Linked DNA regions of Homo sapiens: region 2 is linked to region 1. A link is a contact called in ENCODE Hi-C data. All regions are on one chromosome and are shown on one strand. The core of a region is the stretch at or near the end of the contact, and the rest is flanking DNA. Distances in the headings are between cores, read along the strand shown.

What was found. A loop is a pair of places that touch in the nucleus more often than their neighbours do. Pooled maps may share reads with other maps.
Region 2: a loop to region 1 is called in a map of CD4-positive, alpha-beta T cell, with 5 times the contacts of the local background. The contact joins the promoter of ZFYVE26 here to the promoter of MAX in region 1. A Hi-C loop is called at or near these places in 1 of 168 maps with a recorded cell type or tissue (CD4-positive, alpha-beta T cell), 1 of 37 single-sample maps with no recorded cell type and 10 of 50 pooled maps.

What each region holds. Positions count from the first base shown.
Region 1 is chr14:65,100,968-65,104,196 of GRCh38, forward strand. It overlaps MAX (MYC associated factor X), which reads right to left and starts at 1,550. Exons shown (of 5, transcript NM_002382.5): 1 at 1,337-1,550; 2 at 579-605. The coding sequence starts at 1,372. RefSeq lists enhancers at 621-1,121, 1,815-1,964 and a silencer at 1,135-1,484.
Region 2 is chr14:67,814,829-67,818,057 of GRCh38, forward strand. It overlaps ZFYVE26 (zinc finger FYVE-type containing 26), which reads right to left and starts at 1,762. Exons shown (of 42, transcript NM_015346.4): 1 at 1,706-1,762; 2 at 942-1,218. The coding sequence starts at 1,135. RefSeq lists enhancers at 1,974-2,143, 2,194-2,293.

The DNA of each region.
Region 1 (3,229 bases), core at 300-2,799:
TTCTTCAAATACAGAGAATCAGACCATAATAACTTTATGTGACACTTTGATGATGTAACGTTTGGCTCCTCTACATTTCCAATTTTTGCATTAGAATACCATGTTGTGCTAGATTCTACGGGTCTATAGCAGTCACATGACTTGGTTAAAGGCGATTACCGCATGTGGCTTCAGCTTCACACAATTATACAGATATGGTTTAAAACCTACTTGTTCCTAAATAAATCTTCTGACCACTTTGCCCTGAAATAATACTACCAGACCAGAATGCTGCATTTCTCATTTCCACTTACATAGTGGCATCTGGATCCCCTATCTGAAAACTACAGAACAATTCAATTCTTTGCATACAGCTCCTCTTACTCACCTAGAATCACTGAACTTATCACCTGAGAATCTAGAATAATGGGATTTGCAACCCCCCCACCCTCCAGAACCAGGCCCCACCTCACCTTAGTGGTTAACATTAGAGTTTACTACAATATTAAAAGTAATAGTACGATCTCTTTTTCTCTCTGACCCCAAAAAGGAATAGAACTGAACGGAAATAAAAATGAAATGGAGAGTAGGAGACGTACCGCAGATTGAAACCTCGGTTGCTCTTCCTGGAATAAGAGAGAAAAAAAAAAATAGAAAATATAGAAGTTATTTTTACACTTAACATTCAATAATAAGAAAGAAAATGCCGGCGGCAGAGGAAGCGGAGGGTGGGGAGTCAGCCCGACACCCCTTCCTCCCTCCCCACCCCTTGCCCCCACCCTTCCACCCTCGGCGGGATCCGGTAGCAGGGTAGAGGGGTCCCGAGCGCCGCCCCTCCTTCCGGGATCCGACCTGGGCCAGAGGGGTCCCGAGCACTGTCTCCTCCCTGCAGACCCAGCTCGGGCATCTAGGCACCCCCAACCCCTCTCCGCCCTTCCCCGGCCCCCAGGATCCGCGGGTCACGGGAGGAGAGGATCGCAGTCCGAAGGGGCAGGTCCTGAACGCCGTCCCCTTCCCCTGGATCCGGACAATGGGATCCCGGGCGCCCCCCATCCTTGTCCCCCGGATCCTGAGCCGGGGAAGGTGGGAGCGGGAGGCCGCAGCACCCTCCCGCAAGGGAGGAGGTGGGGGTCCCAGAAGCCGCGTGTCTTCCCCCAACCTCCAGTCCCAGGAGGCCGCTCCGGCCAGGAGCCGGAGGGGAGCGAACCGGGAACGCGACGGAGGCACTCCTGGCCCCGAGGGGAAGGGGAAGGAGGCGGCGGCAGCCCGGCCCCCTCCCGCCGTCGCCCCGCTAAGAGCCCCGGCCGCTGTCCCCGCCTGACAACCCGCACGGGAAGGAAGAAGCCCCAGGACTCACGTCGCTCTCCACCTCGATGTCATCGTTATCGCTCATTTCCTACGGCCCAGGGAGCGGCCACTGCAGCGGCGGCGGGGAGGGGAAGGGGTGAAGGGGAGGGGGAAGTCACCGACAACAACAAGCCGAGTCCCCCCCACACACACACTCACTCACTCACTCACTCGCTCTCTCACTCACACACACACACAACACGGGCAAGAACCACCTCCTCACTGCAGCACCGGATCAACGGCGGCACGCACGCCCGGTCGGCCCCCGCCACGTGACCAGGCTCGCAGCGCTGGGGCAGCCGAGACTTGTAGTTCTTGTCCCTCTAACAGACGGCCCGGGTAGCTCCAGAAAAACTACAAATCCCGGAAGAAACCGCATCCAGGCGACGCCAGCCCGGCTTGTTGACGGAGCCCAAGGCGCCTGCGCGTCCCGGGGAGGGGGGGGGGGGCGGGGGGGGGCGGGGAGAGCCGCGGCGCGGCGCCTCCTGGGAGTCGTAGTCCGCAGACCGCGAGTTGTCAGGAGATTTTCCTCCCGAGGCGGCAGAGGAGGCTGCTGGGAAGACAGGACACGTGGAGGGAGCTGGAACTCCTGGAGCCGGGCACCGTCTGCGCGCTGGACGCCGGGCCCAGGGGACTGGGTGGAGTCTCTGGGGGAGTAGCCGGCTGTCTAAATAATGCTGCCTCTCTTTGGTGTGACTGGTTATACTTTGTCTTCTTCATACGGAGTGGTTCCGTTTTGCGCCTAGGGGCGTAACCCGCCCGGGAGGGAATCTGGCTGCGGCGGACCAGGGGGCGCGGCTCGGGATGCCTGCGCGAACCCTCGGGGGCTGGTGGGGAGGTGTCAGTGGCAGGTGTTTCGTGGTGCTACCGGACAGGCAGAATGACCGACCTCGCCGGGCGACCGCTCCCAGCCGCGAGAATCCTGTATTCGTTTATCTGGGAGTGACCATCCTCGCTACTCAGCTACTCACGTGAGGCTCCAGCGTTCACACAACGCGAACCCTCAACCACTATGGACGTGGAAGTAAAAGCCCCTTCAGAGTTTGTTGTAGCCCAGACAGTTTAGGCAATATCCCAGCTCAGAGTACCATAATTAAGATTGCAAAAAGGATCAATATGGGAAACTTTTGCAGTTCCCTGTCCAGTTAAAATCATATTTATATACTGTGGCATGAAGTGTAATCACATGCATTCCACCGATATTTATTGAACACCTAACTTGCCACAAGGGGATGCCATAACGGATAAGACCAAAACCATCCCTGCCTTCATGCAGCTCACAGCTGTGCAAGCAAGCGTGCCGGTCCTGCCGCCATTGTAAGAGTGTGCAACAAGTCCCATGGGAAGGAAGAAAACCATAACAGACACTTTCCACCCTGAGACAAAGTACCCATACTACTCCTTTACATCTGGTCTCCAAAGTGAATGACATCTTGAGCTTTTCCCATGAGTTACTGATTCCCGGATGAATACCATATTATCCCTGACTTTTGAATGTGGAAATTTGGGGATATGTCACACACAATTCTTGTGACACACATTCCTCAACGTGAGCATGTCATCTATGCTGAAAAGACAAATGTAAATGTGGTAATTTTTCCTTTACATTTTTTCCTTTAATATCTATTGTATTTCTTTCTCTCTCTCTTTTTTTTTTTTTTTTTTTTTGAGACGGAGTCTTACTTTGTCGCCCAGGCTAGAGTGCAGTGGCGCAATCTTGGCTCACTGCAACCTCCCTCTCCCGGATTCAAGCGATTCTCCTGCCTCAGCCTCCCGAGTAGCTGGGGCAGGCGCCCGCCACCGCGCCCAGCTAATCTTTGTATTTTTAGTAGAGACAGGGTTTCACCAACTTGGCCAGGCTGGTCTCGAAACTCCTGACCTCGTGATACACCCGCCTCGGCCT
Region 2 (3,229 bases), core at 512-3,011, 2.7 Mb after region 1:
TAAAGGAGAAAAAGAAAAGGAAGGGATCACTTAAGTTTCTCCATCGTATATGTGCTAATACAATATGTAAACAGTATAGCATAACAGTCAAAGGAAGGAAAACCCAAGGAAAGACTTAAAACGGTACATTTGACTCCTACATCACCAGTGGTTACTAGCATCACCAGGAGGAACTTCATTGAAAATCAAGGATGGAGAACTGTGGTTGCCAGGGAACAAGGAGGGGTTGTTGTATAAATACAAAGAGGTAGCACCAAGGAGTGAGGGAATTCTTTTGTGGTAATGGAACAGTTCTGATCCTTATTACAGTGGGATTACATGAATCTATATATGGATAAAACTGCATAAAACTACAAATGAAAAAATGAAGGCAGATTAAGAAAATGCTGAAAACCAAATAAACTCTGTAGTGTCATTTAAAGTAATGTGCCAATGTCAATTTCATGGTTTTGATATTGTACTACAGCTGTATGAGACGTCGCAATTGGGGCAGACTGGGAAAAGGATACGCTGGACTCCATTATTTTTGCAGCTTCTTGTGAGACTGCAATTATTTCGAAATAAAAAGTTTTAAGTAAAGCGACAACAATATTTTCAATCTCATAAGCAAGAAGAGAGCAGGGTTTGCTTTTTTGGAGGCAAAGAAAATAGTTTTCAATGCAGTTCCACCATCTATATTAACGAGGATAAACAAGAAATGGCAGTTTCAGGCACACTTTGGCAGCCAGGCTTACATTCAGTTGCAGATGATAATCAAAAGCCAATATTGACTAAGTAATGGATGTATACTATAGAGGTAAAATTTCAGAGCACGTGAAATACACTGTGCCTCTGCTTATTCTTCAGAGGGTAGTTGAGTGGGGGCACATTGACCAATGCCCAAATATTGAACCACATGTCTCTCACCCTGGGACCGTCTGGTAGGAAAAGAGATCCCTTACCTCAGCAGATTTGGACACACCACCAATGCCTGAAGTATGTCTTCTACCCTCTTTGGGATATCCCCTTGTCCCTCCTGTAGCTGAGGTACACATGCCTGTGCCAGCTCCCATTCTCCCCTCCGCAGGCATTCGCAGAAAAATCCAAAAAGCTGCTTCTGCGAAGCAGCTTCCTCTTTTCCAAATGGATGATTCATTTTCCCAGCACAGAGTGCAGGGAGATACAAAGAAATGAGTTATGCCGAACACATTCTCAATGTTCTCATTCGCGGAGTACCTCCTAGAAACAACACAACGCCAGTGAGAAGAAACAGAAGGCACTGTATTAAGACAAAGCAGCAACTACTGGTCCGCCTGGGAAAGGCGGGACTTGCTTGCCTAAGTATCGTTTTCAGTTTAATTTCCCACGTTACTTTTTGAAAACACTTTCTTCAAGGGGTGGATCCCATCTCTTCACGCGGATTCCTATATTTAATAATATTAATAGTCATATTTGCTCCGGGCGCAGACCCATAACTCTACGTCCGTATTCCCTACTGAACGTTATGCCCAGTCTTGACTCCAAATCCCCAGGTGGTCGCCTCCTCAAGAATGAGAAATTCAGCAGGAACCTCCCTAGTTTGAGCCCTCTGTTAAGGCAGAGGATTGACGACCAGGAGACGAATCTGTGTCATAAGTGGAAAGCAGTGTGGGGGTGGGCCGCAGGGACGCTCTCTGCGGGGGTCGTGGAGAGGGGCCCCTCCCTCTCAGGGGTGTCTTACACTCACCTGCTCCCGGCGCCCAAAGCAATAGAGCTCTCAGCGCAGCCATGTTTGAGCCGAGTCAGGTGACAGAACCCACTCCGAACAGCGGTGGTGGGGGTGGTGACAAAGACTGAAAGCCCCACTCCTATTGGCTCAAGGCAGGGAAGATGAAAATTAAGTGCCATATTTGTTTGAGTCACGTGACGCCACCTCTCCGGGAGTAGGGAAAGCTAGAAAGCTCGGAAAGAGGAAATCAGCTACCTGGCTGCGGACCATCTCCCTCAATTGTGACAGCTCCGGCGCTCAATACTTTCAGTTCTGCATTCGGCCGAGCAGGTGGCAGGAAGAACTGTGACCCTGGATTTTTTTTTTTCTTCCACTCTCTTATCTCCTTAACATGTGAAGTCAACATTTATTGAACGCCAACCAGTGATGGTGTTTTGCCAGGCGCGGGGGATACCCGGAGCTAGGAGAACTGGGTTCTCCTCCATTATTATTCTATCTACTGGGCTCTTTTGTTCCGGAACTCTGCGGTCTGAATTTCCATATTCTTCTGCTTCACTCCATTCATTTATTTGCACATTTACCCTACAACTGTTAATTGAACGGTGTGCTAGGCTTTATTTTATTTTTTTAGAGACAGAGTCTCTCTGTCGCTGGAGTGCGGTGGTGTGATCTCGGCTCATGGCAGCCTCGAACTTCCTGGATCAAGTAATCCTTAAGCCTCAGCCTTCCTGTAGTAGCTGGGACTAGAGGCGCGCGCCACTACACCGGGCTTAGGCCCTATTCTCTAAGTTGAGTAAATGGAGGTCCTTCTTCTCAAGGGAGATGCAGGCCAAAAATTAGGAGACGGTGGGCTAAATTATAAGACAGAAGTATGCATAAGAGATCAGAGAGCAAAGAATGAGCAAAGGCTTTTTCGCAAACACAATAATCTGAAACCAAGTCTTTTGTTTTGAGACAGAGTCTCGCTCTGTCTCCCAGGCTGGAGTGCAATGGCGCGATCTCGGCTCGCTGCAACCTCCGTCTCCCGGGTTTAAGCGATTCTCCTGCCTCAGCCTCACTGTGTAGCTGGGATAAGCGATTCTTCTGCCTCAGCCTCACTGAGTAGCTGGGATTTACAGGCGCGCGCCACCACACCCGGCTAATTTTTGTATTTTTAATAGAGACAGGGGTTCACCATGTTGGCCAGGCTGGTCTCGAACTCCTGACCTCAGGCAATCCGCCCACCTCGGCCTCCCAAAGTTCTGGGATTACGGGCGTGAGCCACCGTTCCCAGCCTGAAACCAACTCTTGAAGTAACGGCTTACTAGGTTTGCTCACCACAGCTGCCTTACACCAAGCCTTTTGTTTGGTTTCCCTGGTGTGCTTTAATCACAGACTCTCAGCTTTCCTCACTATGTGTGTTTCAGGTTTAGTAATTTCATTCAGCATTTCCCAAACTATTTAATCACCAAAGGGTGGTGAAAAGAGCAAGTTAAAACAAACAAAACGTTTTCTTCCAAAAACTCTTCTGTGATTGGTGGATTGTCCTCGATTCCTGAGAAA